Linked DNA regions of Homo sapiens: regions 1 and 2 are each linked to region 3. The links are chromatin loops, found by intact Hi-C in ENCODE. Cell type or tissue: Caco-2. All regions are shown on one strand. Links, peaks and the distances in the headings refer to the core of each region. The heading gives the core; the rest is flanking DNA. Region 1 has its middle 72 kb from the start of TRIM24. Region 2 overlaps LOC107986749 (a long non-coding RNA gene). Region 3 has its middle 130 kb from the start of MIR4468.

Region 1 (10,539 bases), core at 2,724-7,723, 130 kb before region 3:
TGGGGGACAGAGCGAGACTCCGTCTCAAAAAAAAAAAAAAAAAAAAAGAACAGCACCAAAAGGGAAATCTGCCCCCACCATCCAATCACCAATCACCTCCCACCAGGCCCCATCTCCAACACTGGGATTACAATTTGACATGAGATTTAGTTGGAGACACAGATCAAAACCATATGGCAGGGGTGAGGTGGGGGGGCTACTTATAGGTCTTAGGGAGATTCAAAGATTGTTCCATTTGCAACTGGTTAAGGAAGGAAGGAAGGAAGGGAAGCTTTGTCTAAAGCTTGGGGTCCTCAGAAAAGAATCTTAGATGTAGCCTGTGGGTTTGACTTCCCCCAGGTCCCTCAGGAAGAAGTTCAGAAAGAACTTCTGTACTTCTGGTGGGGGTCTGGGTTTCTGAGAAACATCTCAGTGACAAACGTTAAGATGTTGTCTTTAAATTTTATTTGGAATCAATCATTTTGTGACTTGAACTTTCTTGGCTATTGCTTTAAGCTACTATTACCTTCTTGCTTATCCAGTTCATTTACTTCTCAAGGCTAGCTGGGTGCCTGGAGTTTCCCTTGAAGGAACTCAAGGTTTTCCTTTATTTCCATGCTTGGGGGGGTGTCCAACAGGCCCCTAAGAGGAGTCCCTGCTTCATCTCATTCTTACTCTCCCCAGCCCCTCCCTTCCCCAGTCTTTGGCAAACACTGTTGTATTCTGTACTTCTATGTGAACACATTTTTAGATTTCACATATGAGTGAGATCATATGGTATTTATCTTTCTGTGCCTGGCTTATTTCACTTAACATAAGCTCTCCAGGTTCATCCACGTCAAATAAGATAACAGGATTTCATTCCTTTTCATAGCTGAATTGTACTCCATCATGTATAGATACCACATTTTCTTTATTAATTTATCTGTTGGTGGAAACTTAGGTTGATTACTTATCTTGGCTATTGTGAATTGTGCTGCAACAAACATGAGAGTCAGATATCTCTTCGACATACTGATTTCATTTCCTTTGGATATATACCCAGTATTGGGATTGGTAGATCATATGGTAATTTTATTTCTAATTTTTGGAAGAGCCTCCATACTGATTTCCATAATGGCTGTACTAATTTACATTCCCACCAACAGTGTGTAAGGGCTCCCTTTTCTCCACATCCTCTTCAACACTTGTTATCTTTTGTTTTTTTTTTATGATAGCCATTATTCTCCTCCATTTAAAACAATTGGCAATAATTGTACATATTCATGGGATACCTAGTGATGTTTTGATACATATAATATATAGTGACCAGATCAGGATTATTAGCATATTCATCATCTCAAACATGTATCATTTCTGTGTTGGGAACATTCAATAGCCTCCTTATAGCTATTTGAAATGATATGATACAAATGTATCAACAGTTATTGTTAACTATACATATTGATACATATTGTTAACTATACATATTGATACATATTGTTAACTATATGGATGTTTCCAACAGAAATGATACATATTGTTAACAAATAGCTATAAGGAGGCTATTGAATGTTCCCAACACAGAAATGATACATATTGTTTGTTGTTGTTGTTGTTGTTTTTGAGACACCCACACCCAGCTAATTTGTGTATTTTTAGCAGAGATGGGGTTTCACCATGTTGGCCAGGATGGTCTCGATCTCTTGACCTTGTGATCCACCTGCCTTGGCCTCCCAAAGGATTACAGACTTGAGCCACCATGCCTGGCCACATATTGTTAACTATATATCATTTCTGTGTTAGGAACATTCAATAGCCGCCTTATAGCTATTTGAAACTATATGATACATTATTGTTAACTATAGTCATTCTACAGTGATTTAGAACACTATCTATTTATACTTTTTTTTGTTTTTTTTTAGTGACAGGTTCTCACTTTGCTGCCCAGGCTGGAGTGCAGTGGTGCAATCATACTCACTGTCACCTCAACCTCCTGGACTCAAGCAATCCTCCCACCTCTGCCCCCTGCATAGCTAGGACTACAGGAGTGTGCCACCATGCCTGGCTAAGTTTTAAAAGAAAATTTTGTAGAAACGGAGTCTCACTATGTTCCCTGGGCTGGTCTAGAACTCCTGAGCTCAAGCAATCCTCCTGCCTTGGCCTCCCAATGTGCTGGGATTATAGGAGTGAGCCATGGTGCTCAGCCCGGCTAATTAAAAAAATTTTGGTGGGGGGTGGCTGCGGTGGCTCACATCTGTAATCCCAGCACTTTGGGAGGCCGAGGCAGGCGGGTCACCTGAGATCAGGAGTTTGAGACCAGACTGGCCAACATGGTGAAACCCTGTCTCTATTAAAAATACAAAACATTAGCCAGGCGTGGTGGTGCATGCCTGTAATCCCAGCTACTCAGGAGGCTGAGGCAGGAGAATCGCTGGAAACCAGGAGGCAGAGGTTGCACTAACCTGAGATCGTACTACCGTACTCCAGCCTGGGAAACAGAGTGAGACTCCATCGCAAAACAAAACAAAAAAAATTATTTTAATTTTAATTTAATTTAATTTAATTTTATTTATTTATTTTTTTTTAGAAACAGAGTTCTGCTATGCTGCCCAGGCTGGTCTTTTTTTTTTTTTTTTTTTTTTTTTTTGAAACATAGTCTTGCTTTGTTGCCTAGGCTGGAGTGCAGTGGTGTGATCTCGGCCCACTGCAACCTCCACCTCCCAGGTTCAAGCTATTCTCGTGCCTCAGCCTCCCCAGTAGCTAGCATTACAGGCATGCACCACCACAGCTAGGTAATTTTTGTGTTTTTAGTAGAGACGGTGTTTTGCCATATTGGCCAGGCTGATCTCGAACTCCTGACCTCAAGTGATCCACCCACTTCAGCCTCCCAAAGTGCTGGGAATACAGGCGTGAGCCACTGCGCCTGGCGCTATGCTGCCCAGGCTGGTCTTGAACTCACGGCCTCAATCGATCCTTCTGCCTTTGCCTTTCAAAATGCTGGGGTTATAGACATGAGCCACTGTATCCAGCCTATTTCTACTTTCAGAAAATACTTGTGAATATTATCCCTCATAATAGCCTTAACTAACCTGTAAAATTCCAAGTAAATGATAATATGAGGCTAAATGGATAGGGCCTTCAAGAGACTGAAGGGATGAACATAGATTACAATTGCAGATTCATATAATGAAAGTGACATTTGAGGAACACATTGCCCTAATAATTAGAAAACATTTAAAGAAGCAGATTGGAGGCAAATGCAATGTCTAGAAATATTTTGTGATAATCCCAGGAGAAGGTGAAAGGGGCCTAGAATAAAATGTTATACACAAGAAAGGAAGGCACTGGTGACGCTCCCTGGTGACTGATCTCAATCAATCTAACTTTCTCTTGCCTTTATTTCCTACAGGGTCTTCTATTCTAACCAGCCCAGTATGAGTTATTAGTTCTATTCCATTCATTGACTCATGGATTTTTTTTTTTTTTTTTTTTTTTTGAGACCGAGTCTCACTCTGTCGCCCCAGCTGGAGTGCAGTGGCGCAATCTCAGCTCAGCAAACTCCGGTCCTGGGTCCAAGCGATTCTCCTGCCTCGGCCTCCCGAGTAGCTAGGACTACAGGCGCATATCACTGCGCCCAGCTAATTTTTGTATTTTTAGTGGAGACAGGGTTTCACCATGTTGGCCAGGCTGATCTCAAACTCCTGACCTCAAGTGATCCACCCACCTTGGCCTCCCAAAGTGCTGGGGTTACAGGGAAATGAGCCACTATGCCCGGACTGACTCATTGATATTAAATAATGCTTTTCTGTGCCTGATATGCCTTCCTTGCACTCTTTGTTGAGAAGGAATTCTTGACCAAAGAACAGATTGATTCTTTTTTTTTTTTTTTTGAGACGGGGTTTCACTCTTGTTGCCCAGGCTGGAGTGCAATGGCACAATCTCAGCTCACCACAACCTCCGCCTTCTGGGTTCAAGCGATTCTCCTGCCTCAGCCTCCCGAGTAGCTGGGATTACAGGCATGCACCACCACACCCGGCTGATTTTTTTGTATTTTTATTAGAGATGGGGTTTCTCCATGTTGGTCAGGCTAGTCTCAAACTCCCAGCCTCAGGTGATCCACCCGGCTTGGCCTCCCAAAGTGCTGGGATTATAGGCTTGAGCCACCACGCCCAGCCCAGATTGATGCTACTCCCTTGCCAAGCACTATATTAATTGGTTCATTGGAGAAAATGGTGCAAAAAACATTTAGAATTCATGGAAGTATAAAGTGTCACAAAGATTTTTCAATAGTATTTTTAAACTTAATATTAATCCATTATCCCAAGTTGACTGCACTTTTTCCTCAACCCTCCTTGAGATTGAGGTCTGTTCTTTTTATTCAAAAATTCTAATAGCAAAGTCAATCATTACTACCTTTCCTCCCTGGACCCCCACTCCCGTATAAGGAGAAGCAGATAAATAAAACTACACAGATAAGACACTGAATTCTCAAACTCCCTTTTCTAGCCTAAATGATTGGCAGTGATGCTGAAACTGCCTTTGCAAGATTATGACAGCAAGACATCTGACCCAGTTGACTCCATTTTGCTTCTGACCTCCAAGCTGTCTTTGATCATTTTTGGGTATAGGCCAAGCTAACTTTGGGAGGAATTTAGTTTATAGTTTAACCTTAAAGCAAACATCTTTGCTTTAACAGCTCTTCCCAAAATCAAACTGCCTTTGTAAAACTAATGAAAGGCCACAAGATTAGGATTATGAGAGGGGCCTGAATTCTGATAAGATAGGCATAGTTTCTATAATCTTTTACTAGCTCAGGAGTCATAGGGCTGGAGGTCACAAGATTTGTGACTTGCCCAATTGCTCCTGTAGATAACATCAGGATTGGATAACCTAAGATTGGTCTTTTGAAATGTTATTCAGACTTTTGCATTCTGGCCACTGACTAACCCCACCTAGACCCATGACTCATGATGGACTCAGCTCACAAGGACTTCTTCCACACCTGCATAATTTCTTTTTTTTTTTTTTGAGATGGAGTCTAGCTCAGTTGCCCAGGCTGGAGTGCAGTGGCTCGATCTCGGCTCACTGCAACCTCCGCCTCCTGGGTTCAAGCGATTCTCCTGCCTCAGCCTCCTGAGTAGCTGGGATTACAGGCAACCATTGCCATGCCCAGCTAATTTTTGTATTTTTAGTAGAGACAGGGTTTCACCATGTTGGCCAGGCTGGTCTTGAACTCCTGACCTCATGATCCGCCTGCCTCGGCCTCTCAAAGTGCTGGATTACAAGCGTGAGCCACTGCGCCCGGCCTCACACCTATATAATTTCATCTCCAACCTATCAGCAGCACCCATTCCCTAGCTCTCTGCCTGCCAAATTATCCATAAAAACCCTAGCCTCTGAGTTCTCCAGGAGGCTGATTTGAGTAATAATAAAACTCCCATCCTACGGTTTGGCTGACCTTGCATTAATTACATTCTTTCTTTACTGCAATACTGCAGTTGTATCAGTGAATTGATTTTGTCTGTGCAGCAGGCAGGAAGAACCCATCAGACAATGATAGGTATCCTGTGGTAGTTACTACTGCCATTCAGTATATGTTTTGTTAACCCCTTTTGAGCATATAAAATTGTGCTTGCTGGCCCCTTGTGATTGTGTGGGGTCTAGCTACTAGTTCTGACAAATGAGTTGTGAGCAGAAGTGACCCATAATTGCTAATGTGAGAACCTCAATGGCTTTGTTTCATTTTTGCACAGTGATTGGCATTATTCCAGGTAATGACTGCTCTATCATTGTGGGTTCTGAGTGACACAGCAGAGCCCCATAAACTCTCAGTAGAAGTGTAACATCAGTGGCTGGGTGTGGTGGCTCATGCCTATAATCCCAGCACTTTGGGAGGCTGAGGCAGTCAGATCCCCTGAGGTCAGGAGTTCGAGACCAACTTGGCCAACATGGTGAAACCCCGTTTCTACTGAAAATACAAAAATTAGCTGGGCGTGGTGGTACACATCTGTAGTCCCAGCTACTTGGGAGTCTGAGGCAGGAGAATTGCGTGAACCCAGAAGGCGGAGGTTGCAGCAAACCCAGATCCTGCCAGAGTGAGACTCTGTCTCAAAAAAAGTAAATAAAATTGGAAAAAAAAAAAAAGACGTGTAACATTAATGAGGAATAAATTTATGTTGTGTTAAGCTCACTACGATTCTGTAGTGGGTGGTGAAGTCTTCTTTCTCATCGATTTGTGGATTTGATGTCTGCTTGTGCAATAGCTAGGTTGGTATTTTTCTGGTGTATGTTAGTATATTAAAACTGGTTTTGTAATCCCAGCACTTTGGAAGCCTGAGGTGGGTGGATCACGAAGTCAGGAGATTGAGACCATCCTGGCTAACACGATGAAACCCCGTCTCTACTAAAAATACAAAAAAAAAAAAAAATTAGCTGGGCGTGGTGGTGGGTGCCTGTAGTCCCAGCTCCTCGGGAGGCTGAGGCAGGAGAATGGCATGAACCCGGGAGGCGGAGGTTGCAGTGAGCCGAGATCGTGCCACTATACTGCAGCCTGGGTGACAGAGCGAGACTCTATCTCAAAAAAAAAAAAACAAAAAAAGAAACAAAAAAAAAACTGGTTTTGTTACATCCCATTCACATTCTGCTTGTTCAACACCTATGCACTGCTGCTTATTAAAATATGTTGAATATCATCCCTCTGGCTGGTCAAAAATACCAGAAAGTATGCAGTGCAATATTGTAAGAAATATTTTAAATATGAAGAATATTTCTTTATTCATTTGAAAAAATTTAGCTCATGGATTACATCATTGGTGTGAAATCCCAAAAGAAGGTACATTATCTCACATCACCACAGTTAAAGTGCTTTAGATAGAACCTGAGCTGCGAGTATGTAAACTTTATCCTAGGACTCTATAATATGAAGGATAGTTAAGGCTGTTTTGTTATTTTATTTTTATAATTACTTTTTCTTTTTTTTCTCTGTAAAAATAAATGACAGAAACATACTTTTTTTTTTTTAAAGGAGCATTTGAGCCTTTTGATGTGAGAATTGCATTCTAAGTTTTTCCCTGTCCCTTTATTAAACAGTACTGGGAGCAGGCATATTTTCTTTTCCCCAAGTTAAACAATTCTGGGACCAAACATACTTCCTGTCCCAGAGCTAAATAATTCTAAGGTGAAGCGTACACCCTTCTCTCTGCTAAACAATATTGAGACCAATATTGAGGCCAAGCATGGTGGCTCACGCCTGTAATCCCAGCACTTTGGGAGGTTGAGGCAAGCAGGTCACTTGAGGTCAGGAGTTCGAGACCAGCCTGGCCAACATGGTGAAACTGAAAACACAAAATTAGCTGGGCGTGGTAGCAGGCGCCTATAATCCCAGCTACTTTGGAGGCTGAGGCAGGAGAATCGCTTGAACCTGGGAGGTAGAGGTTACAGTGAGCCAAGATCACACCACTGCACTCTGGGCTGGGCAACAGAGCAAAACTCTGTCTCAAAATGAATGAATAAATAAATAAATAAGTAATTGGGAACAGTAGGCCAGGGGCTGTGGCTCATACCTGAAATCCCAGGAGGATCACTTGAGCCCAGGAGTTTGAGACCAGCCTCAGCAACATAGTGAGACCTCATTTCTTTTTCTTTTCTTTTTTTTTTGGAGATGGAGTTTCGCTCTTGTTGTCCAGCCTGGAGTGCAATGGTGCCATCTTGGCTCACTGCAGCCTTTGCTTCCCAGGTTCAAGCGATTCTCCTGCTGCAGCCTTCTGAGTAGCTGGGATTACAGGCATGTGCCACCATGCCTGGCTAATTTTGTATTTTTAGTAGAGATGGGGTTTCACCATGTTGGCCAGGCTGGTCTTGAACTCTTGACCTCAGGGGAGACACCCACCTCGGCCTCCCAAAGTGCTGAGATTACAGGCCAGAGCCACCGCGCCCAGCCGAGACCTCATTTCTTAAAGGAAAAAAAAAAAAAAAAAAAAAAGCGGGACATGGTGGTGCACATCTGTGGTCCCAGATACTCAGGAGGCTGAGGTTGGGGAATTGCTTGAGCTCAGGCAGTTGAGGCTGTAGTGAGCCCTGATCCCACCACTGCACTTCAACCTGGTCGACAGAGCAAGACCCTGGGCCAAAAAAAAAATAATAATAATAACAACAACAAAACAAAACTGAGAACAAGTAAAAGCAAGTCAGCTGCTCGCTGCAGGAAATATCTTATGAATCAACAAATTAGTTTACTTATTAAGACTCATACCTACAAATCAAGACTCAGCTGCCACACTGTACCCACCAATTAAAAGTTATGCCATAAACTATACTCAATCCCCAACAGTCCCCCATTTTGTAAGGCCTTCTTTAAACATCACCCAACCCAGGTAATGAAACCCTAAAAACATTCTGTCCTAATTTCCCATTCTGAGAAACTACTGGATTCTGGCAAGATCATGTTCTTCCCTACTGCAGTGCCTCTAATAAACTTACCTTTCCTTGATCAACAGGCTTTTCTAATTAATTTTAAAGGAAATCAGTTCGCCAAATTGCTTTTTTTTTTTTTTTCTTGAGACGGAATCTTGCTCTGTCGCCCAGGCTGGAGTGCAATGGTGTGATCTCTGCTCACTGCAACATCCACCTCCCGGGTTCAAGCGATTCTCCTGCCACAGCCTCCCAAGTAGCTGGGATTACAGGCAGGTGCTACAACGCCCAGATAATTTTTTTGTATTTTTAGTAGAGACGGGGTTTCACTGTGTTGGCCAGGCTGGTCTTGAACTCCTGACCTCAGGTGATCCACCCGCCTTGGCCTCCAAAAGTGCTGGGATTACAGGCGTGAGCCACTGCACCCAGCACCAAATTGCTTTCTTAAATGTGAAATTTTCACCAGCATGCATGAGGGTGATGGTATCCCTTTATCTGTGCTAGCATTAAATGTGATTGTGTTAGGAAACCTTTGCTTATTTGAGAGAAAAAAAGTAGTACTGTATTGTGTTAATTTTATCTTAGATTATTCTTTTCCCCCCTTTTTAAATAGAGACAGAGTCTCTCCTGCCTTGTTGCCCAGGCTGGAGTACAGTGGCTATTCATAGGTGCATTTATCACACGCTACAGCCTTGAACTCCTGGGCTCAAGTGGTCCTCCTGCCTTAGCCTCCCAAGTAGCTGAGCCTATAGGCCTGTGTCACTGTGCTAGCTTAGATATTTTATTTTATTTTTTGTTTGTTTTTGAGACAAGATCTGACTCTGTCACCCAGGTTGGAGTGCAGTGGCACGATCTCAGCTCACCACAACCTCCACCTCCCAGACTCAAGCCATCCTCCAGCCTCAGCCTCCTGAGTATCTGGGACTACAGGCAATTGCCATCATGCCCAGCTAATTTTTATATTTTTTGTAGAAGCAGGGTTTTGCCATGTTGCCCAGGCTGATCTCCAACTCCTGAGATCAAGCAATCTACCTCCATGGCCTCACAAAGTGCTGGGATTACAGACGTGAACCACCATGCCTGGCCACATATTTATTTAATTAATTAAATTTAATTAATTAATTAATTAATTTTTTGTGACAGGGTCTCACTCTGTTGGCCAAGCTGGAGTGCAGTGGTGTGATTATAGCTCACTGTAACATCGATCTCCTGGGTTCAAGTGATCCTCCCATCTTAGCCTCCTGAGTAGCTGGAACTATCAGTGCACACCACCATGCCCAGCTAATTTAAAAAAATTTTTGAAGAGATGGAATTTCCCTATGTTGCCCAGGCTGGTCTTGAATTCACTCCTAGGTTCAAGTGATCCTCCTGCCTTGGCCTCCCAAAGTGTTGGGATTACAACTGTGAGCCACTGCACCTGGCCTAGGTGTCTTAATTTTATGTTGTCAAATTGATAAAATCTTTTCCCTCCTGATTGTTTCTGTTGCCTTTACTCTTACAGTTCTTCCCCTTTAGAAATTTGGTAAGTATTAAGTTATTTTTGTATATAAATTACTTTTTATTTGAACAGAAATACATGCACATATGTTACATGCTTATGAAAAAAAGTCAAATTATACTTCTTCCCAACCCAGATCTCCAGAAATACTAATGGGTCTGTTCTTTCATCAATTCATACCCACACATATAGCCTTTAAGCAATGATAACCTGTTTCAAACTTTCTTCTGCTCTTTTTCTCTTTTACTTACTGGTATACCTGTGATATCTTTCTAGATTAGTATGTGTATATGTAGCCCATTTAAAAAAAATAGCTGCCCAATTTTCTACTGAATAGCTCAGGATGATAAACAGCGATGCCTCTTAGTCTACTATACTTCATATAATGCTGCAATGAACCGTTTTGTAAGTATGTCTGTGTACATAGGCAGAAATATCAATGGTTAAATTTTCAAAACTGGAATTGCTGAGTCAAAGCAATTGTTTATTAAGACTCTCCAATTTCAAGAAAATTAGTACTCTGCCTATATGTTTTATTTTTTCCCCTATTTTGTTATTTCAGTTTGTTTGTGGTACTTTTGGCCATACAGAAAAATTTAAATATTTATGTAGTCCATTTATGAATCTTTTCCTTTATAGTTTCCAGGATTTGCATCTTATTTAGACACATA
Region 2 (10,539 bases), core at 1,673-6,672, 89 kb after region 3:
TACAAAGGGTACAGATGGAGAGATGCATAGGGAAAGGCATGTGAGAAGGGGTGCAGAGCTTCCAGGCTTCCCTGGGTTCATCACCCTCTAGGAACCTCCATGTTTTCAGGTACCTGGAGGTTCTCCAAAGCCAGTCCTCTTGGGCCTTTTATGAAGACTTCATTGGATAGGCATAATTGACAGCCATGTAGAGATGTGATTGAATAACAGGGTATGATCCAAACCCAGTAAGGCCTGTCTGTTCAGATTCTTCTTGGCCTCTATGGGCAGTATTCCTTCTTCCAGAGTACAGGGCAGAACCCCTTCTGAAATGAGGGTCTCATGACCCATAGTCACATGAGAGTTCTGCCTTGGGCAGGTGCAAAGAGGTCAAGGAGAAGGTCAGAGAGCAAGATTCTGGCTTTTTTGTTGTTGTTGTTTGGTGAGATAGAGATTAACTCTTGTTGCCCAGGCTGGAGTGCAATGGTGCGATCTCGGCTCACTGCATCCTCCGCCTCCCAGGTTCAAGTGATTCTCCTGCCTCAGCCTCCCAAGTAGCTGGGATTACAGGCATGTGCCACCACGCCCAGTTAATTTTGTATTTTTAATAGAGACAGGGTTTCACCGTGTTACCCAGGTTGATCTCGAACTCCTGACCTCAGGTAATCCGCCCGCCTTGGCCTCCCAAAGTGTTGGGATTACAGGCGTGAGCCACTGCGCCCAGCCGGAGAGCAAGATTCTGTTTACTGAAACAAGGGTTATGGGAGTTATGAGCCAGGACCTATAGGCAGAAACCTAATACCACACTATCAGAATGAAAATCTGACAGGCCTGCATGTTTCTGGCCATAATATCTTCCTATTGATTTCATTTTGGGGTCACCCCTATGCAGGACTCAGGCTCAGCTGTGGTCTAAGGGTGGCTTTCCAAGTTCCGCCATCTTCAGGTGACTCAGAATAGGAGTTTGGGGCTCTTTCCATCTCTGAGTCACTCTCTGCCAGGTAGCTCTGAGCCATGGCTATGCAGCGGCTCCCATGCAGGCCAGCTCTGTACACAGGAGTCATCACTGTTTTGGCTATGGCCTTCCTGCTTCATCCCATTACTTTACAAACAGATTCTAGCAATTCTCCTGTTTTTTGACCCACCTGTACCCCACCTATGGGGTGTCTTGGGGCCTCAAATTCCCAGAATTTTCGAGCTTCAGCATTGTGAATCCATTGTCATTAACTCCCTCTTGCTTCCACATATCCGGGTGGACTCCTTTTAGGCACTTTGATTTCAGAACTGCTAAAAGATAAACTGAGGCAGATTAATTTATTTTATTTTAGACAGAGTGTCACTCTGTCACCCAGGCTGGAGTGCAGTGGTGCCATCTCGGCTCACTGCAACCTCCTGGGTTCAAGTGATTCTCCTGCCTCAGCCTCCTGAATAGCTGAGATTACAGGCTTGCACCACCATGCCTGGCTAATTTTTGTATTTTTAGTAGAGACGAGGTTTCACCATGTTGGCCAGGTTGGTCTCGAACTCCTGACTTCAGGTGATCCGCCCGCCTTTGCCACCCAAAGTGCTGGGATTACAGGCATGAGCCACTGTGCTTGGCTGTCACATTAAAATTTTAAAGAGTTTACTTGAACAAACAGCAGTGCGTGGGTTGGACAGCTCCAGATCACAGTACCGGACAGAAGACGCAGGAGTGAAAGGCTTTTATAAGGTAAATGTGGAACCAGGGCAAGACAATATTTGGTAGGTGAAAGTGGAGCAGTAGCCATATTTGGATCATTCCAGTGGAAAGTAGTTCGAGTTTGAGGTTAGATGGCAGTTTCAGAGTGGTTAAGCTTCAGTTTCATTTTCCTTTAAGCTAGTCACTTACAAAAGAGAGCCCAGTGCAGTGGCTTATGCCAGTAGTCCTGGCTACTTGGGAGGCTGAATTGGGAGGATCACTTGAGTCCAGGAGCTCAAGACCAGCTTGGGGAACATACTGAGACTCTGTCTCTATTTAAACAAACAAACACACAGACAAACAAACACACAAACAGATGTATTTGGGTTAGGTTTTGGTTTGCTCATGTAGGAACCTAGGACTTCAGAGCCACCCCTAACTGCCTCCTATTAAATTATTTTAACAGTGCTCTCTGGTCTGTTACACCAGTTGCCAATCTTTCCTCTTCATTCCAGCTCCCAGTTTTGGGTTGATGCCTTTTGTCCTCCGCACTCCTATTCTCTTTGGCCATTTGGGCTTATGAGTCCTACTACTTTACTATTATTCTTAGTGAAATTTGTAGATGAACAGTGGCAAACATATATGTTCAATTGGAAACATTTTTGTCTTGCCTGATTCTTTTTTAACGACATAATTATCACCAGAAGGCAAATGTTCTCTAGCCGACTCTCAATTGCACTGAGAAAGAGAATGGCCAGCTCAGTATTTTGAATTTCATCAAGCTTCTTATTAAATACAAGTGTAACTTACATGTCTATCGGTACTGTCAGCCTGACGAAATCAAAGCTAATACTTTCTGATTTTCACAGAATTCTGTCATTATCTGGTGTTTCCTGAAGCCTGAAGCTCTCCTTTTATGATGTGTTTGATGGCTATGCTTGAGGGAGGCAGGATAGTTTTCAGGCAAAGGTGGCACTGTTATTAGGTGCTAGATGAAGGGTCTAAGAGAACCTCATAAATTCTTCAATAGAAAGCTGCTGGCTTATTCACATCTGCAGGGTCCCTGCTGCCTTTGTGTTTGGAATTTAAAACTATTCCCAAGGTATGTGTGAGCACTGTTCTTTGTTCACGTCCCCCTCCCCCACAGTATGGTGATCTTTCACAATCCATTATCTGTTTTCTTTTGATAGGATTTCTTTTTGGCGGGGGTATGATAACTTTGATTTTGCTTCTGTTCCATTTGTTCTGATTTCCTTGGTAATGCTTGCTTTCCTTTCATCTTTGTCATCTCTTCATTTTATATGTTTTATTTCAGTTGCAGTGAGTTTTGTCGTATTATTTCTCTTAGGAAAGTCTATTCTGGTTTAACAAAGAAAAGTAATGCTTTCCTTTACCTCACTGAGAATAAAGTGCATATATATTTTGCTACAAAAAAAAATCTATGCTTTATGGAGGAACTCTATTAGGGGTGGGGTGGGCTGGGCTGAGATTTTCGCTTGAGCCTTTACTACATTGCCCTTCTTTTGTTTGTAATAGGGAGTTAATTTTTTTAAAATCCTATGTCTTGTTTGTTTATTTTTGTTAAAATTATCTGATTTTTTTTTTTTAAACCAGAGGAGAGGAGTGCTGGTTTTAAGGTTGGTGACTTAAAACCTGATTGATTGTAAAGAGAAGTATCCAGAGACAATATTAAAATAAACTTGGCCCTGAAAATGTTGCTTTTTGGTTTCCATTTACTTTGGAGGTCTCCTGGAGCAGAGGAAAGATTACAGAATGGAGCGCCTCCACAGAGTCTTCTGTGGGAGTGTTAGTCATTCAGTATTTCTCAGTTGCCTTTGTAGATGCAAATTATCAGTTCAAATCATCTAAGCAAAGGAGAAAAAAAAAGACCTCTCCAAGTCTAATCTGAGAAGAAAATCTCCTCGGGAGTAAAGTCTCAGTTCAGAGAACAAAGGAAGAAAAGACCAAAGGATTATTTACCTTTGACTGCTTTGGGGGATTCCGAGGCCACCAAGCATACAAATGCAAAAGAAAGCTTAGGGCTAGACATTCCTTTCTCTACTCTTTCTTTCTTCTTCTTTTGTGCAATGCAATAGACAGACCTGCCCAGAGGCAAGGGAGCTAAGGAGTTTCTAAACTTGAGGTCGGGGGCAATGCAGTAGTAGTATTATAAAAGCCTTTGTTACTGATTAAGGTCAACAGGGTGAGAAAATACAGAAGCTAGAGAGAAATCTTTATGGGAATGCAATCTAAGGGTGCTACATTTGGGAAGATGACTAGTAATTTTTCCTCCTAGGAGAAAGAACAGGAGAGGTCTTTTCCTTTAGAAGATTCTGATAAGCCAACAAATAAGCCAAACTGAGAGAGGCAGCTTTCCCAACATCCAGCCTCCCCATGGGAATCACAGACTGTTGAGAAGAGGGTGTTTGTTATTCATAATGGCTGAGGCTAAGACAAAAGTGGATTTGGGCTCCCATAGCAATCCCCAGGCCTTAATCAAATGTTCTTTTTTTTTTTTTTTTTGAGACTGAGTCTCACTCTGTCACCCAGGCTGGAGTGCAGTGGCACAATCTTGGCTGACTGCAACCTCCACCTCCCAGATTCAAGCGATTCTCCTGCCTCAGCCTCCAGAGTAGCTGGGATTACAGACATGCACCACTACACCTGGCTAATTGTTATATTTTTAGTAGAGATGGGGTTTCACAATGTTGGCCAGGCTGTTCTTGAATTGCTGACCTCAGGCGATCCACCTGCCTTGGCCACCCAAAGCTTTGGGATTACAGGCTTGAGCCACCGTGCCGTCTCAAATGTTCCTCTCAAAGTCAAATAGTGAGTCTTACCTTTTATAATTACAGAAATACAGATGTTGCCACAAGTCAGACAGGGAAATACAAAACAATATCCCAGAGAAATCACCATGGGAAAAATGAAGGTGTCTGTACATTAGATTATCTTTACGTTTACTTTAAAATGCTTCAGCATGGATAGTGTGGTGTGATGTGTTCTAGTTGCTTTCATTCTTTACTTAGGAATAGTTAGTTGGGCATTTGAAGAGCCCTGACTGAAACTGGCTTTGCAAAAGTATGACAGAGAAATTGGACGTGGCTGACTGCATCTTGCTTCTAGCCTCACAGGCTGGCTGGCTTTGCTCATTCGTGGGTGTGGGCCAAGATAACTTTGGGAGAAACTTAGTTTATAGTTTAAATGATAATAACCTTCCCCCAAAACTAAACGATTCTTGTAAAACTAATGAAAGGCCATGAAGTTAGGAGGATGAGAGGGGCTTAAATTCTAAATAATTACCAGCCATTATTATGGAGGTCGTAAGATTTGCAACTTCCCCAATTACTCTTGCAGACAACATCACTATTGTAGAAACTAAGACTGGCCTTTTGAGATGTCTTTTCAGGTTTTTGCATTTCTGACAATGGATGGCCCCACCTGGACCTGCCAACCAGTCCTGTGGCCCCAACCCAGGAACTTACCCACCATAAGAGGGCAGCTTTGATTCCCTATGATTTCATCTCTGACCCAACCAATCAGTATGCCCCTACCTTAGGCCCCTGCTCATCAAAAGATCCTGGGAAAAACCCTAATCTTTGAGCCTTTGGGGAGATTGAGTTGAGTGATAACAGTCTCCTGTGTGGTGTGGCCAGCCTTGTGTCAATCAAACTCTTTTCTTTACTGCAATGGCATGGTCTCAGAGAGTTGATTTTGTGTGTGCAGCAGGCAAGGAGAACCCATCAGGGAGTTACATAATTTGGATATATGGGTGAAGGAAGTCCTCTCCTCCATTCTGAAGATTTGAGGCTGAAAGTCTGGGGAAATAAGCTGGCAATAGACAGATTAAAAGGAGAAAAAAATATATATATACATTTTATTAACATGCAGAAAGGCATCACATGGAAGTTAAGAAACTACCCAATAACTCAATGAGACCTAAAAGCTTTTATATTCCCTTCATAAGAGAGAGGGAAGGGGAGTATGTAGGCAACCTAGGGAGAGTAAATGATTATGAAAAGTACGAATCAGCCTTCAGAAGAATAGGTTATATCCTGTCTGTAGGAGGTGCTAACCTCCAGCTTTTTCTAGGTTTGACTTCTGTTGTGTGTTAATCTTCACGGATAGATAAAAATCCCCAGGAAGCATTTCTTGACAATTGGCTTCCTTCTGGAGAATCTGCACTTAGTCAGATAAGGGAAATTCAGGAAAAGCCCCTCTGTGCGTTTGGCATTTCCCAAATGACTTCAGTTTGAAGTAATCAGCATACCAATGCTGCATATTTTGGGGTGATATTTCTGAACTCTCTCAGGAAAAATATACTCCTGGATGGTAGGTTAATATTTGAAATTGTCAGTTCAGGCTTGGCTTGGTGGCTCACGCAGGTAATCCCGGGACTTTGTGAGGCCAAGGTGGGTGTGGATCACTTGAAGTCGGGAGTTCGAGACCAGCCTGGCCAACATGGCAAAACCCCGTCTCTACTAAAAATTCAAAAAAAGAATTAGCTAGGCATTGGGTTCATGTCTGTAATTTCAGCTACTTGGTGGGGGCTAAAGCAGGAGAATCGCTTGAAACTGGGAGGCAGAGGTTGCAGTGAGCCGGGATCGTGCCACTGCACTCCAGCCTCAGCAACAAAGTGAGGCTTCATCTCACACACAAAAAAAGAAATTCTCCATTCAGAAGCCACATTCCAGAAGGATTAGATTATGGCTCCAGTCGTCTTTATCTCATATCAATCCCAGGGGGTTTGTTAATTAGCATAAGGGATGTTAGAAATGATTTTTTACTGGTAAAATGAATTCAATTTTATGTGGATTGGATAAAAATGTCTTATGGATACTCTTGCCTTTGCATAAATGAGGTGTAAAAGTCCAGCTAGCCTGTCTATTCATTTTGAATTATGTCTCCAGGCTTGAAATTCTAGACTGTTTGAATTATCTCTCCAGGCTTGAAATTCTAGACTGTAGTGAGAGAATTTTTCACCTGACTCTCATTTGAGAGTTAGTTAATCCTGCTCCAAAGCTGGAACATGGTCCTCCTGTCTCTGACGCTCATAAGGTTCTGTGGGAACACTGAAAGGTCAGAGAGCTAAGACTTCATCAAGCTTATAAAACGGGTAGTATGACTATTTGGAGGGCCTGATTGCTAATACATATTTATACCCATGGCTGAATGAGGTCTGAAATTTGCTTTCATTATAACATACCATTTGGAATTGAAGTCTCTATGGTTGTCACCAAATTCTAATTACTGGAAGCTTTGGAGAGCTAATCATAAAGCAACTAATAAGGGTGTATGACCAAATTGGCTTAAGTATCTTGAAAACAGCATTGAAGCTACTTTTTTTTTTGAGATGGAGTTTTGCTGTTTCACCCAGGCTGGAGTAAAGTGGCACAATCTCAGCTCACTGCAACCTCCATCTGCTGGGTTCAAGCAATTCTCCTCAGCCTCCCAAGTAGCTGGGATTATAGGCACCCACCACCATGACCAGCTAATGTTTGTATTTTTAGTAAAGACAGGGTTTCACCATGTTGGCCAGGCTGGTCTCGAACTCCTGACCTCAGGTAATCCACCCCCTCCCCCGCCCTTGGCCTCCCAAAGTGCTAGGATTACAGGCATGAGCTACCGTGCCTGGCTGCAGCTACTTCTTTATATGATTCATGGCTTTTGGCCACAAATGCATGCAAGTAACTAGATGAATACGTATATTACTTGCATGTGCATTAAAATTATTTCTTCTTTTTCAAATTATTCCTTCTTTGCACCAGCTAGAATTTAAATATATCTACCTGATTCGGAGCATTTGGCAGAGATATTAGAGATGGAACAAGATCCAGAGAGGGTCTAATGAAATAATAATTGTGGTGGCACATGCCTGTAGTCCCAGCTACTTGGGAAGCTGAGTTTGGAGGATCACTTGAACCTGGGAGGCAGAGGTTGCAGTGAGCCCAGATTGCACCACTACACTCTAGCCTGGGTGACAGAGTGAGACCCTATCTCAAAAAAAAAAAAAAAAAAAAAAAAAAAAAAAAAAGAAAGAAGAAAGAAAAAACCTTAATAATAATTATATAATTATAATTATAGTAAAAGTAGCAAGTAGCTTTTTCCTTTTTGCAAAATTAATTCTACCTTTCAGCATGTACAAAAGTACATTCTAGAAAGATTAAAGAAATAGATATAAACACCATAAAAATCATGGAAGAAACACATAATATTTTAATCTTGGGGATAAGAAAATCATCTCAAGCAAGAAACACTTGAGAAAAAAATAATTTTTGCTCACTAATCTCTAGGTTCATGGCTGAGGCCCCTATAACAAAATACAGATTCACAAGAGAAAATCATACACATATTATTTATACGTGGTATGGAAGCCTTCATAAGGAAAGGAAGACCTCCCCCAAATGCATAAATTTGTATATTCTTTATGCTAGGTTTGATGAAGAAATATGATTGAACAAAGGGAGAATGATATCATTGAGAGAGGAAGGAGGAAGAAACCAGTCAGGCAGGCAGTTATGGTGGGTCCTTGGTTGAATCTTTTCAAACAAAAGAACAGCCAGAAAAATCAAGCTGCAGGCACAGATAAGGGAACTTGCACAGCGGCACTTGCCTAAGACATGCCCACAGCCACACAGATAAGAAAGCCTACACAGGTGACTTGCCCAGACATGCCCGTAATGGAAAATTCCATCCCCTGACACATGTGCAGTAAGGGCAACAAAGCAATACGGAGTAACTCAAGCTAAGGGCCTACATGTGCATTAGGAGGATGGGGTGGAGCTACCAGAAATTCGCATCTCATGCAAATGAGATGCCCAGCTCTAACTGGTTTCTTATAAAAGCCTTTGCATTCAACTGTAAAAATGGCAACCCTCTTTTGGGCCCCTTTCTGTGGTGGAGAACTTTCTTCTTTTGCTTATTAAACTTCCACTCCAACCTCACCCTTGGTGATCATGTTCCTTAATTGTCATGGTTGTGAGACCGAGAACTCAGGGTGATACCTCAAACGAGAGACTGCTACATTGCGGTGCGTTGGTGAGACTGTAACATAATGTTAATAAACTGGGGAGAACTTAGGAAGCCGTTTGTTCAAACTCTTCTCTTTGTCCTTGTATCTTCAGAAATGAGGATGTTGCTATCTTCTGGGTATAGGGAGGGCACCTCTCACATGAGGGTCATAAGACCTACTTGAGGGGATGGTCAGGAAATCCTTCCTAGGTTTTATGATCTGTTTCAGGGGAGTAGAGCATTGTGGGGGAGGTAGTGAGCGTGACCTTCCTGCTTCTGCTGTCTTCTCAAATGCCAAGTTTTCACATTTTGGGGTAGCATGTCCTGAATTCCTTCAACATGAAACCCAGAGTTAGAAAAAGAAAAGATTGAGCAACTTAATTAGATAAAAGCAAAATATTAAGCAATGACAAAAGATATCATTAAAAATGTTGTTAAAAGGGAAAAAAAAAGAGGAAAAAAAAGAAAACAAACAAAATGTTGTTAAAAAGCCACAGTTTGGCTGGGTGCAGTGGCTTGCACCTGTAATCCCAGCGCTTTGAGAAGCCAAGCAGGAGGATCTCTTCAGTCCAGGAGCTCAAGACCAGCCTGGGCAACACAGTGAGACACCTGTCTCTACAACCCCCCCATCCCACTTCCCAATGCACACAAACAACAATTTGGCAGAAAATATTTGCAATGTGTAAGAAAAAATCAGAAAATACTTACACTTGAGCTAATTAATTGATGACAGAGATGATGGTTCTTAATCATTGAGAACCTCATTGAGGGTTTGTCATCTATCTCAGTATCATAATTTTTCTCACACATAATGACATAATTTGAACATGTTTTCATATTATTAAGTATGTTTCTAGAACCATAATTCTTAATAGTCCCACAGAAATTCACTATGCTGAGTGTGGTGTTGAATGCTGGGGTCACCACAGTGGAGCAGCCCTGGAGGAGAATGAGCAGGGTGCTTTCATCAGTGACCCTCCTCTATCCTTTCCAGTCAGTGACACAGGCTCTTGTCAATCAACGGTGGACAATCATTTATAAAGTGTCCCAAATGATTAACTTGCATGGGTTACCTGTGTCTGCTGTTCCAGAACTGATTCAATTTCTTCAAATCCTTTTCTCCTCCTCCTCCTCCTTCTCTGCTTCCTCCTCCTCCTTCTCCTCTTCCTCCTCCTCCTCCTCTTCTTTCCCTTTTTTAAGCTAAAGATGGAAAAGAGAGGCAGGAGGAAAACATGTGGTAGTACGAAACCAGTAAATGTGTGAAAACTCCATGACTAATATTCTCAAATTATAAGCAGCTTTCTCAATGAATATATATCTATCAGTATCTATATCTATATATAGATAAAGATATAAAATTCCTCGTATTAATAGATATTTTTATAAAATAACCAGAAACTGGGTTTGACTGGAAGTTAAATGTAATACTTCCTTTCTGATACCCTTAAATAATACTTTAATTCACAGGGAATATCAAATGAAAACTGTTTTAATAGTAGTTTCTTATTTATAGATTTTGAAAAAGTTTTTTTCCTGTTAGAGCAAGCATATTGCAATTTATTTAACAATTAAATGAATTAAAATATTTTGTTTGAGAAGTTCATGATTTCAAATGATTCTAATAAAATGCTAAATGTTTTACATTTGTAACATAAGTGAAAAGCAATGAAATTGCTATAGGAAAATTAAAACACATTCTAAAATACAATGTTTCAATGTTTTCATAAGTTTATGACCTAGTAATAAGTTCTGATTAAGAAGTAGAAAGCCCTTAAATGTGGAAAGAGGAAAAAAAATCCATTCAAAGCCTCACAGTTTTTAATATTCATTGTATGTTTTCAGTCATTTTTCCAAGCAGAAGTTCTTCCCTTTCATCCTTCATTATTATT
Region 3 (10,539 bases), core at 2,292-7,291:
CAGTCTGGGTCCTCATACTCCTGACCTCAGGTGATCCCCCTGCCTTGGCCTCCCAAAGTGCTGGGATTACAGGCGTGAGCCAGCCTCTGGGGATTTCTTTCCCCACATCATGCCAGAAGAGGGCTTCAACAAGATTGTTTAGAAAGATTAGGGGTGCTTACAAAAAAAAGAAATAGACATTTCTCTCCCCTGCTGGGTGTGTAATGAACTGCAAAAACTCATGGGCCCATCCTGGAGAAGTCACTGGAGTATAGCATGGTGAGAAGGTTCTTGGGAAAGTTTGGTATGTGTGCTCTGTAGTCTAGGAGTGTCCATGAGTCTAGAAATTTGTGCCCCCTTCCCTGGAAGACAGAAGGTAATAGAGGGGCTGGCTGCCTATATATCCACCATCTTTCACTGCAAGCTTACATGTGTTTCTTGTTAGTTAATTGGACAAGGAATGATGTCTGGGTTTTTGGTAATCTTATAAGTAGACTATCCCAGAGGGGAGCCTGCTAGAGTGAGAGGACCTCAGAAATAGGAGATGGTGAGTCACACCATCAGAGGCAGCTGCCAGGGTTGGGGAAAGGGCATTACAAGCATACAGCCAGACAGTACATTGCCCACGTCAGGGTTCAAGCAAGAACCTCTCAAAGAGGCCAGGCACGGTGGCTCATGCCTGTAATCCCAGCACTTTGGGAGGCCGAGGCAAGTGGATCACTTGAGGCCAGGAGTTCGAGACCAGCCTGGCCAATATGGCGAAACCCCATCTTTACTAAAAAAAAAAAAAAAAATACAAAAATTAGCCGGGCGTGGTGGCATGCGCCTGTAGTCCAGTTACTCAGGAGGCTGAGGCACAAAAATTGCTTGAACCCAGGAGGCAGAGGTTGCAGTGAGCCAAGATCATGCCACTGCACTCCAGCCCAGGTGACAGAGCAAGACTGTCTCAAAAAAAAAAAAACAAAAAAACCCAAAAAACAAAAAAAGAACCTCTCAAAGAACTTGTAACCTGCATCTCAGTGAGAGAGCCAGTATTTGGAATGCACCACCAACAGGATTATAATGGCACTGATTAAGTAAGTTCTTAGTTCTATCTTCTCTAATTCTTTCCCCTCTACCTTGACCCTGAAGAAAGCAGAGGTAGCAAAGGGAATGCATGGGTGTATTGATTATCTGTTGCTGCAACTTGCAACAATAAAGATTTGTTATCTCACACAGTTTTTGTGAATCAGAAATTTGAGAGTGGCTTAGGTGGGTGCTACAGGCTCAGGATCTCTTGTGACATGACAGTCTAGATTTGGCTGGGATACAGTCATCTGAAGGCTTGACTGGGGCTGGAGAATCTGCCTCCAAGGAGGCTCACTCATGTGCTTGGTGAGCTGATGCTGGCTACTTGCAGGAGGCTTCAGCTCTTTATCACATGCACATGGAACTCATCATAAGGCTGCCTGAGTATATCCCAGGTGTGTCTTCTGGTATGGCCAGAGCAAGTGATCCAGGAAACAGCAAGTTGGAAGCCAAAATATCTTTTATGACTTAGTCTTGAAAGACACATTCCTCATATAGGTCACTCTATCGTTATCCTTATATAGGTCTCTCTTTGTATAGACAATATCCTTTTATAGGTCAGCCATAGTTTATGTGGGAGAGGATTACAATTACGCAAGGGTGTGAATACTGAGACCTGTCTGTTACATGATTATTGCCTGGATAGGCAGTATGGAGAGTGAGGATGAGAAAGTCCTATGAGAATTGAGAACCAGCTAATGAAAGAAAGGACTATTCAGCAACCACAAGTTGGCAGCAAAGTAGGAAATTAAGAAGTTAATTGTCTAAGCCTAATGTAGATTATAACCTGCGGCTGGACAATTTCTTAGCCCTCAGCTTGTGCTAGGCCTGCTGGTTATACTTCCATTGGTATCTTGGTGCTCTTTTTCTCCAAGCCTTAGAGACACACAGACTCCAAGGAAACAGCCTTCATTATTTAACCTCTCCATCGAAAGAACAAAATGAAGACATTTGCCTTGCATTTGCATAATTACAGCAAATACATCAGCAAATCTATTTGTCTCCACCGTTGAAGTAAATGAAGTTGAAGTAGATGAAGATCCAATAGCTTTGCATCTCTTCTCCACTCCCACCCTTGATGTGCTACCATCTTCCTGCTAGGACTATAGGAACAGATCTGGCAGCTTGCCCTCTTGCTCCCAGAGTCTCATCTTCACACAAAGCCAGGGAGGTCCTTTTAAAACATACCCAGATCACCTCACTGCCCTGGTCAACCTCCCCAGTGGCTTTCCTTCTCACTTAGTAAAATCTAAACTTTAAAATACCATTCTCTAGCCAGAAAAAAAGGTATTCTTTCTTACCAAGCACCCCCACTATACAAGCCTCTGCTGAAATCTTTTAAGAGGCTAACTGTTTAAAAGAAAATAGTTTGTTAACACGCGGTTTTCTATTTTTTTACTAAAAAAAAAAAAAATTTTTTTTTTAAGAGCCAGGGGTCTGACTCTATTGCCCAGGCTGGACTTGGACTGCAGTGGTGCAATCAACATGTGGCTTATGGCAGGGTGTGGTGGCTCACGCCTGTAATCCCAGCACTTTGGGAGGCTGAGGTGGGTGGATCACCTGGGGTCAGGAGTTGAGACCAGCCTGGCCAACATGATGAAACCTGGTCTCTACAAAAATCCAAAAAATTAGCCGGGCATGATGGTGGGTGCCTGTAATCTCAGCTACTGGGGAAGCTGAGTTGGGAGAATCGCTTGAACCCGGGAGGCGGAGATTGTAGTGAGCTGAGATTGCACCATTGCACTCCAGCCTGGGCAACAAGAGTAAAACTCCATCTCAAAAATAAATAAATAAATAAAAGAAAAAAAGAAATGCAAAAACCTGAAAAGACACCTCAAAAGGCCAGTCTTAGGTTCTACAATAGTGATGTTATCTGCAAGAGTAATTGGGGAAGTTGCAAATCTTATGACCTCCGGAATAATGACTGGTAATTATTTAGAATTCAAGCCCCTCTCATTAACTTGGTAGCCTTTCATTAGTTTTACAAGAACAGTTTAGTTTTTGGTAAGGGCTAATGTTATTTAAACTGTAAACTAAATTTCTCTGGAAGTTAGCTTGACCCACGCCCAGGAATGAGCAAAGACAGCCAGCCTGTGAGGCTAGAAGCAAGATGGAGTCAGCCATGTCCGATTTCTCTCACTGTTGTAATTTTGGAAGGGCAGTTTCAAAGGGTCCTCAAGCTCTGAAAATATAACTCAAGTTGATTTAGAGCCAGTTGTTTTATAATGTTGTCAAGTTACAGGCTACCATGTAGAAAATTGGTAAGGTAAAGCATTCTTCTTTTCTGTTTACATCAAAGTTCTGCCTCCCTCCTATAAGGAAAGTTGTGATTCCATTTGGCCCACACCAATAATTCAGGATAATCTTCCTAACTCAAGATCTTTAACTCAATGGCATCTGCAACATCCCTTTGCACTATAAGGTGACACTCAGAGTTTCTGGGGATTAGTATGTAGACACTGTAGGGATGAAAAGGTATAACACATTTTCTTCACTCATTTCAAGGTCCTGTAGTGTTCTTTCTCTTGGCCAGTTCCCCTTTGGCCATTTCTTTTCCCCTCCCCCTTCATCTACTCCCTTCTACCCTCTTATCAACTTTACACTCTTGGCTCACTCTTTGTTCTCAAAATAAAAGCTCGCTTCCCTACTTTTCTTTCATAGTAGCCCTCAGGAAGAGCCTAAATCTTTAACATAAAAAATAAATTGACTTTTCTCCAGGGCAGGGAGAATTCAACCAATTTCTGTAATCCACCTAAAGAGAAAGCGAGGCTCCCTTTCCATCCTGGAAAACAGTCTTCTCCTCTTCTCCTTCCTTCCTCCACGTGGACTCAAAGATTCTGAAACGAAAAAACAAAGCAATGTTTTTCATACTTAAACAAACCAACCAACAGAACAAACTGAAGTGAATTGTAACTGCCCAACGGGTTCATCTTGTCTGCTTCCTAGACAGAGCTGATTTGTCAAGACAGGTGAATTGTGATACAGGAAAAGTAATTCACACAGAGCTGGCTGTGTGGGCGACTGAAGTTTTGTTATTATTCAAATCAATCTCCCTGACAATTTGAGGACAAAAGTTTCTTGTTTTCTTTTGTTTTTGAGACGGAGTTTCGCTCTTGTTGCCCAGGCTGAAGCGCAATGGCACAATCTCGACTCACTGCAACCTCTGCCTCCCAGGTTCAAGCGATTCTCCGGCCTCAGCCTCCTGAGTAGCTGGGATTACAGATGTGCGCCACCACGCCCGGCTAATTTTGTATTTTTAGTAGCGACGGGGTTTCTCCATGTTGGTCAGGCTGGTCTCAAACTCCCGACCTCAGGTGATCCGCCCGCTTCAGCCTCCCAAAGTGCCGGGATTACAGACATGAGCCACCGTACCCGGCCAAGGATAGGAGTTTTTAATGATAATTTGGTGGGTGGGTGGGTGGGGGGCAGTGAATCCGAGGTTCTGATTACTCAGATTGGAGATGAAATCATAGGAGTCGAAGCTGTCCTCTTGCACTGAGTCACTTCCTGGGAAGGGGCCACAAGACCAGATGAGTGGGATTATCTGTCTGGGTGGTGCCGGCTGATCCATCAAGTGCAGGAGCTGCAAAATATCTGAAGCACTGATCTTAGGTTTTACAGTAGTGATGCTATCCCCAGGAGCAATTTGGGTAGGTTTAGAATCTTGCAGCCTCCAGCTGCATGACTCCTAAATCATAATTTCTTATCTTGTGGCTAATTTGTTAGTTCTGCAAAGGCAGTCTTGTCCCCAGACAAGAAGGGAGTTTGTTTTGGGAAATGGCTGTTATCACTTTTGTTTCAAAGCTAAACCATAAACTAAATTATTCCCAAAGTTAGTTTGGCCTACCCCCAAGAATGGACAAGGACAGCTTGGAGGTTACGGACAGGATGGAGTCAGTTAGGTCAGATCTCTTTCACTGTAATCATTGTCTCAGTTAGAATGTTTTTCAAAGGCAGTTTCATAATCTTGCAAACTCAAGCAGGAGGAAGCATAATGAAAGAGTTTTTGATGACTTTTGAGTCATGTTAAACATGGTCATTTTGAGGGAAGAGAGAGGAAGGAACTGGTTAGGCAAATAGTTAGGACAAGTCCCGTGGTAGAAGTCCTTTTATCAAAAGAGCAACCTGGAAGAAATCAAGCTGTAAGTGCAGATAAGGAAGCAAGATCCAACACCTTTATCTCTTGTGCAACCAGCTAGCTCCAGTTATATACGATGGGTTCCTTGAGCACATTCCTTTCCTTTTTGGGCATACTCAGATAAGGGAACTTGCACAAGGGGGCTTTCCTAAGACAGGCCTGCAGCTGTATAGATAAAAATGTTACGTAGAACCAGACACGTCGGCGGTGGAAAATTCCATCTCCTGACACGTGTGCAGTAAGGGAAATGAAAGAATATGGAGTAACTCAGGCTTAGGACCCACATGCACACTAGAGGGGTGGGGTGGAACTAACAAGAATTCATGCCTTATCCAACTCGACACCCAGCCCTAACTAGTTTTTCGTACCCTATGCAGATGAAACACCCTGCCCAATTAACTTGTGTATTTTTAATTTAATTTAATTTATTTATTTATTTCGATATGGAGTCTTGCTCTGTCGCCCAGGCTGGAGTGCAGTGGTGCGATCTCGGCTCACTGCAAGCTCCACCTCCTGGGTTCACACCATTTTCCCGCCTCAGCCTTCCGGATAGCTGGGACTACAGGCACTTGCCACCATGCCCAGCTGATATATATATATATATATATTTGTATTTTTTAGTAGAGATGGGGTTTCATCGTGTTAGCCAGGATGGTCTCAATATCTTGATCTTGTGATCCACCCGCCTCAGTCTCCCAAAGTGCTGGGATTACAGGCATGAGCCACTGCACCCAGCCAACTTTTTTTTTTTTTTTAATTATTTTATTTGAGAGAGGGAGTCTTTCTCTGTCACCCAGGCTGGAGTGCAGTGGGGCAATCTCGGCTCACTGCAACCTCTGCCTCCCGGGTTCAAGTGATTTTCCTGCCTCAGCTTCCCAAATGCTGTGACTACAGGCATGCGCCACCATGCCCAGCTAACTTTTGTGTTTTTTAGTAGAGATGGGGTTTCACTGTATGTTGGCCAGACTGGTCTCAAACTCCTGGCCTCAGGTGATCCATCTGCCTCCACCTCCCAAAGTGCTGGGATTACAGGTGTGAGCCACAGTGCCTGGCCCCAATTAGCTTGTTTATAAAAGCATTTACATCCAGCTGTGAAACGACAACCCTCTTGGGCCACCTCTCTGCTGCAGAGAGCTTTCTTCTTTCACTTATTAAACTTTTGCTCCAACCTCACCCTTGGTGTCCATGCTCTTTAATTTTCATGGTCGTGAGACAAAGAATTCTGGGTAGTACATCAAGCAACAAGACTGCTCCAGTAACCCCAGACTGCTTCAGTTTAGATGAAGGAAATTCTGCCAGTGTGTTTCTGACATTTGAATAGCATAAAATACTTATAATTCTCAATTTTGTCTCCAGAGTTCCAGACTTACATATCCAACATCATATTGAACATTTATGCTTTATAAGGATAAGATGCTGAAATTTTCTTTGAGGAGGGAAGTAGTTGCCACCTGATCCTCCTTTCCTTAGTGTGTCTCCTTGAAAACATAATAGACCTAATGTGAGGCCCCATCTTTGGCTTTTATGCTGCTAAGACATGAGCCATCTGGTCCTTGCAACCATAAACATCTACCTCTGAAATTAATTAAGAAATCCCGGGGCCAGGCATGGTGGCTCACGCCTGTAATCCCAGCACTTTGGGAGGCTGAGGTGGGCAGATCACAAGGTCAGGAGATTGAGACCATCCTGGCTAACATGGTGAAACCCCAACTCTACTAAAAATACAAAAAAAATTATCCAGGTGTGGTGGCAGGCACCTGTAGCCCCAGCTACTCGGGAGGCTGAGGCAGGAGAATGGTGTGAACCTGGGAGGTGGAGCTTGCAGTGAGCCAAGATCACACCACTGCACTCCAGCCTGGGCAACAGAGCGGGACTCCGCCTCAAAAGAGAGAGAGAAAAAAAAAAGAAATCCCTCAGAAGACAGAGAGGAGATAATTGAGATAATTATAAGGCATGTCCATGTATCTGTCAAGGAGCTAAGACAGAGGGTCTGTATTAATCAGGGTTGTCTAGAGGGACAGAACTAATAGAATATATATATATGTGTGTATATATATATGAAGGGGAGTTTATTAAGTAGTATTAACTCACATGATCACAAGGTCCCACAATAGGCCATCTGCAAGCTGAAGAGCAAGGAAGCCAGTCTGAGTCCCAAAGCTGAAGAACATGGAGTTCAGTGTTTGAGGGCAGGAAGCATTCAGCATGGGAGAAAGGTGTAGTCTCAGAGGCTAAACCAGTCTAGTCTTTTCATGTTTTTCTGCCTGCTTTATATTCTGCCTGCAGTGGCAGCTGATTAGATGGTGCCCACCCAGATTAACGGTGGGTCTGCCTTTCCCAGCCCACTGACTCAAATGTTAATCTCCTTCAGCCACATACTCACAGACACACCCAGGATCAATACTTTGCATCCTTCAATCCAATCAAGTTGACACAATATTAACCATCACAAGTCCACCCCTTGTCAACTGGAACCCATACACATCTCCTGAGATTGTACATAATCTTAAGATAAAGACAATAATAAAGTCATAATTATGACTAACATAATACAACTGTCCTTCTTACAACCAGAAATGCACCAATCCTCAACCCAAATGCTATTACATAAAGTTAACAATACTTAAATACTGATATGAAGTCAATAAATCTTATGTCACATGATAAAGGAAAAAGGAAATAAAATGAAGATATTTTCCAAGTACAAGTGTATACATGCACAACCATGTTTTTAACAAAGGAAGAAGGAAATACTCATGACAATTACAGTTTTCCTTTCTGCAACAGGTCACATAGTCATAGCTGGTATTAATGACTACCTTCTTTACTACCCATTCTGTATTCCCTTTGCCTTCAGCAAGCAACTCAGCAGGTTGTGTTTTTTTCCTGGTGGAGTGACCAAACTTTCATTCCTGAAGGGTCTGGGCCATTTGTAGTTCTGCCTGGATTGGGCTGTTGTATAGTTTCCCATTGACCTTTATCACAGGGCATGGTAATACAAAGAGATGCCCTAGTGGATCTCCCGTATTCTGTGCATACCCTTCCTTACCTCCATTGTGGAGCAGTAGACTGACTTCATCTTGATAGCTCAGGTCAATCACTCCGGCCAACACTGTAGCTCCCTTTTTAGCCTGTTGACTTAAAGATAGGAGGAGCCCAAAGTGTCCACGTGGCAATCTTTGTTGTGTCTCTTGGTGGCAGCATTTCTCCCTCTGGAACTGTGACCTCTAGACTAGTAGATGTCGCGGAAATAAGAAGCAAAAACTTTGCTAGTGGATCACTAGGGGTGATGGTGAGTGGTGCCACTTCCACTTTCACCCCTTGATTCCTGGACCTGTGAATCCTGGCTATGGGAGAAATAGTACCATGTATTGGATGCTGATTCAGAGCATACATGGCCTTCTGGGGAACTTTGCCCCAGACTTGAAAAGTATTGTCACCTAGTTGGCATTGTAATTGTGACTTCAAAAGGCTATTCCACCGTTCTATCAATCCAGCTGCTTCAGGATTACGGGGAACATGGTAAGACCAGGGAATTCCATGAGCATGAGCCCACTGCTTCACTTCCTTAGCCGTAAAGTGAGTGTCTTGATCAGAGGCAATGCTGTGTGGAATACCATGATGATGGATAAGGATGTGAGTCCACGGATGGTAGTCTTGGCAGAAGCATTGCATGCAGGATAGGCAAATCCATATGCAGAGTAAGTTTCTATTCCAGTGAAGACAAACCTCTGCCCTTTCCATGATGGAAGAGGTCCAATATAATCAACGTGCCACCAGGTAACTGGCTGATCCCCCCTAGGAATGGTGCCATATTGAGGATTCAGTATTGGTCTCTGCTACTGGCAAATTGGGCACTCACCAGTGGCCGTAGCCAGGTCAGCCTTCGTGAGTGGAAGTCCATGTTGCTGAGCCCATGCATGACCTCCATCCCTACCACCGTGGCCACTTTGTTCATGGGCCCATTGGGTGATGACAGAGGTGGCTGGGGAAAGAGGCTGGGTGGTGTCCACAGAATGAGTCATCCTATCCACTTGATTATTAAAATCCTCCTCTGCTGAAGTCACCCTTTGGTGAGCACTCACATGGGATACAAATAACTCCACAGTTTTTGACCACTCAGAGACGTCCATCCACATACCTCTTCCCCAAATTTCTTTGTCACCAATTTTCCAATCATCCTTCTTCCAAGTCCCTGACCATCCAGCCAAACCCTTGACTGCAGCCTATGAATTAGTACGTAATCGCACATCCGGCCATCCTCCTTCCATGCAGTGTGCACAACCAGGTGCACTGCTCAAAGTAATGCCCACTGGGAAGATTTTCCTTCACTGTTGTCCTTCAGGGATGTCCTAGAAAGGGACTGTAGTGCTGCAGCTGTCTGCTTTCCGGTGGTGCCTGCATATCATGCAGAACCATCTGTGAACCAAGTCCTAGTCTTCTTTTTCTCTTTCAACTGATCATAGGGAGCTCTCCATGAGGCCATCGGTGCAGGCTAGGGGAGACAAGGCAGGGTGGCAGGAAGGAAGACCATAGGCATTTGAGCCACTTCCTCATGTAACTTACTTGTGCCTTCAGGACCTGCTCGAACCCAATCATGTATATACCACTTCAATTTGATGATGGAACGCTGCTGTGCACCACTAACTTTATGGCTAGATGGGTCAGAAAGCACCCAATTCATGATAGGCAGTTCAGGTCGCAGGGTGACTTGATGACCCACCGTCAAACGTTCAGTTTCCACCAAAGCCCAGTAAGAGGCCAAGAGCTGCCTCTCAAAAGGAGAGTAGTTATCTGCAGAAGACAGGAGAGCCTTGCTCCAAAATCCTAGAGGCCTCCGCTGTGATTCACCAATGGCGGCGTTCCAAAGGCTCCAAATAGCATCCCTATCTGCCACTGACACCTCAAGCACCATTGGATCTGCTGGGTCATATGGCCCAAATGGCAGAGCAGCTTGCACAGCAGCCTGAACCTGCTGCAGAGCCTTCTTTTGGACTCCACTCAAACCTGGCAGCTTTTCGGATTACTCAATAAATGAGCTGGAGTAACACACCCAAATGAGGAATGTGTTGCCTCCAAAATCCAAATAGGCCCACTAGGCATTGTGTCTCTTTCTTGGTTGTAAGAGGGGCCAAATGAAGCAACTTATCGTTCACCTTAGAAGGCCTATCTCCAGAGGCCCCAAACCATTAAACTCCTGGAAATTTTACTGAAGTAGAAGGTCCCTGAATTTTAGTCAGATTTATTTCCCATCCTCTGGCATGCAAATGTCTTACCAATAAGTCCAGTGTGTTTGCTCAATGGATCTAATCAGCATAATGTCATCAATGTAATGGAACATTGTGATATCTTGC

What was found. Hi-C counts contacts between places; a loop is a spot of excess contacts. Peaks named below come from ENCODE experiments on the same cell type or tissue, not always from the same donor. Only the 100,000 strongest peaks of a DNase experiment are listed, where the experiment ranks them.
Region 1: it touches region 3 in a loop (8-fold over the local background); 2 of 110 quality-filtered maps call a loop at or near these places.
Region 2: it touches region 3 in a loop (15-fold over the local background); 3 of 110 quality-filtered maps call a loop at or near these places.

The regions. Positions count from the first base shown.
Region 1 is chr7:138,383,168-138,393,706 of GRCh38, reverse strand. No RefSeq gene overlaps it. Among named protein-coding and RNA genes, the nearest start is that of TRIM24, 72 kb to the left of the region's middle. In Caco-2, for the core only: no CTCF peak of the experiment used is centred there; DNase peaks (open chromatin) are centred at 4,526 and 4,856.
Region 2 is chr7:138,162,687-138,173,225 of GRCh38, reverse strand. LOC107986749 (a long non-coding RNA gene) reads right to left here. Exons shown (of 3, transcript XR_001745033.3): 2 at 9,724-9,850; 3 at 7,741-8,982. Among named protein-coding and RNA genes, the nearest start is that of MIR4468, 44 kb to the right of the region's middle. RefSeq lists enhancers at 1,612-1,731, 2,430-3,105, 3,187-4,057, 8,212-9,411. In Caco-2, for the core only: no CTCF peak of the experiment used is centred there; DNase peaks (open chromatin) are centred at 2,735 and 3,645.
Region 3 is chr7:138,252,473-138,263,011 of GRCh38, reverse strand. No RefSeq gene overlaps it. Among named protein-coding and RNA genes, the nearest start is that of MIR4468, 130 kb to the right of the region's middle. RefSeq lists a silencer at 9,932-10,330. In Caco-2, for the core only: no CTCF peak of the experiment used is centred there; a DNase peak (open chromatin) is centred at 5,351.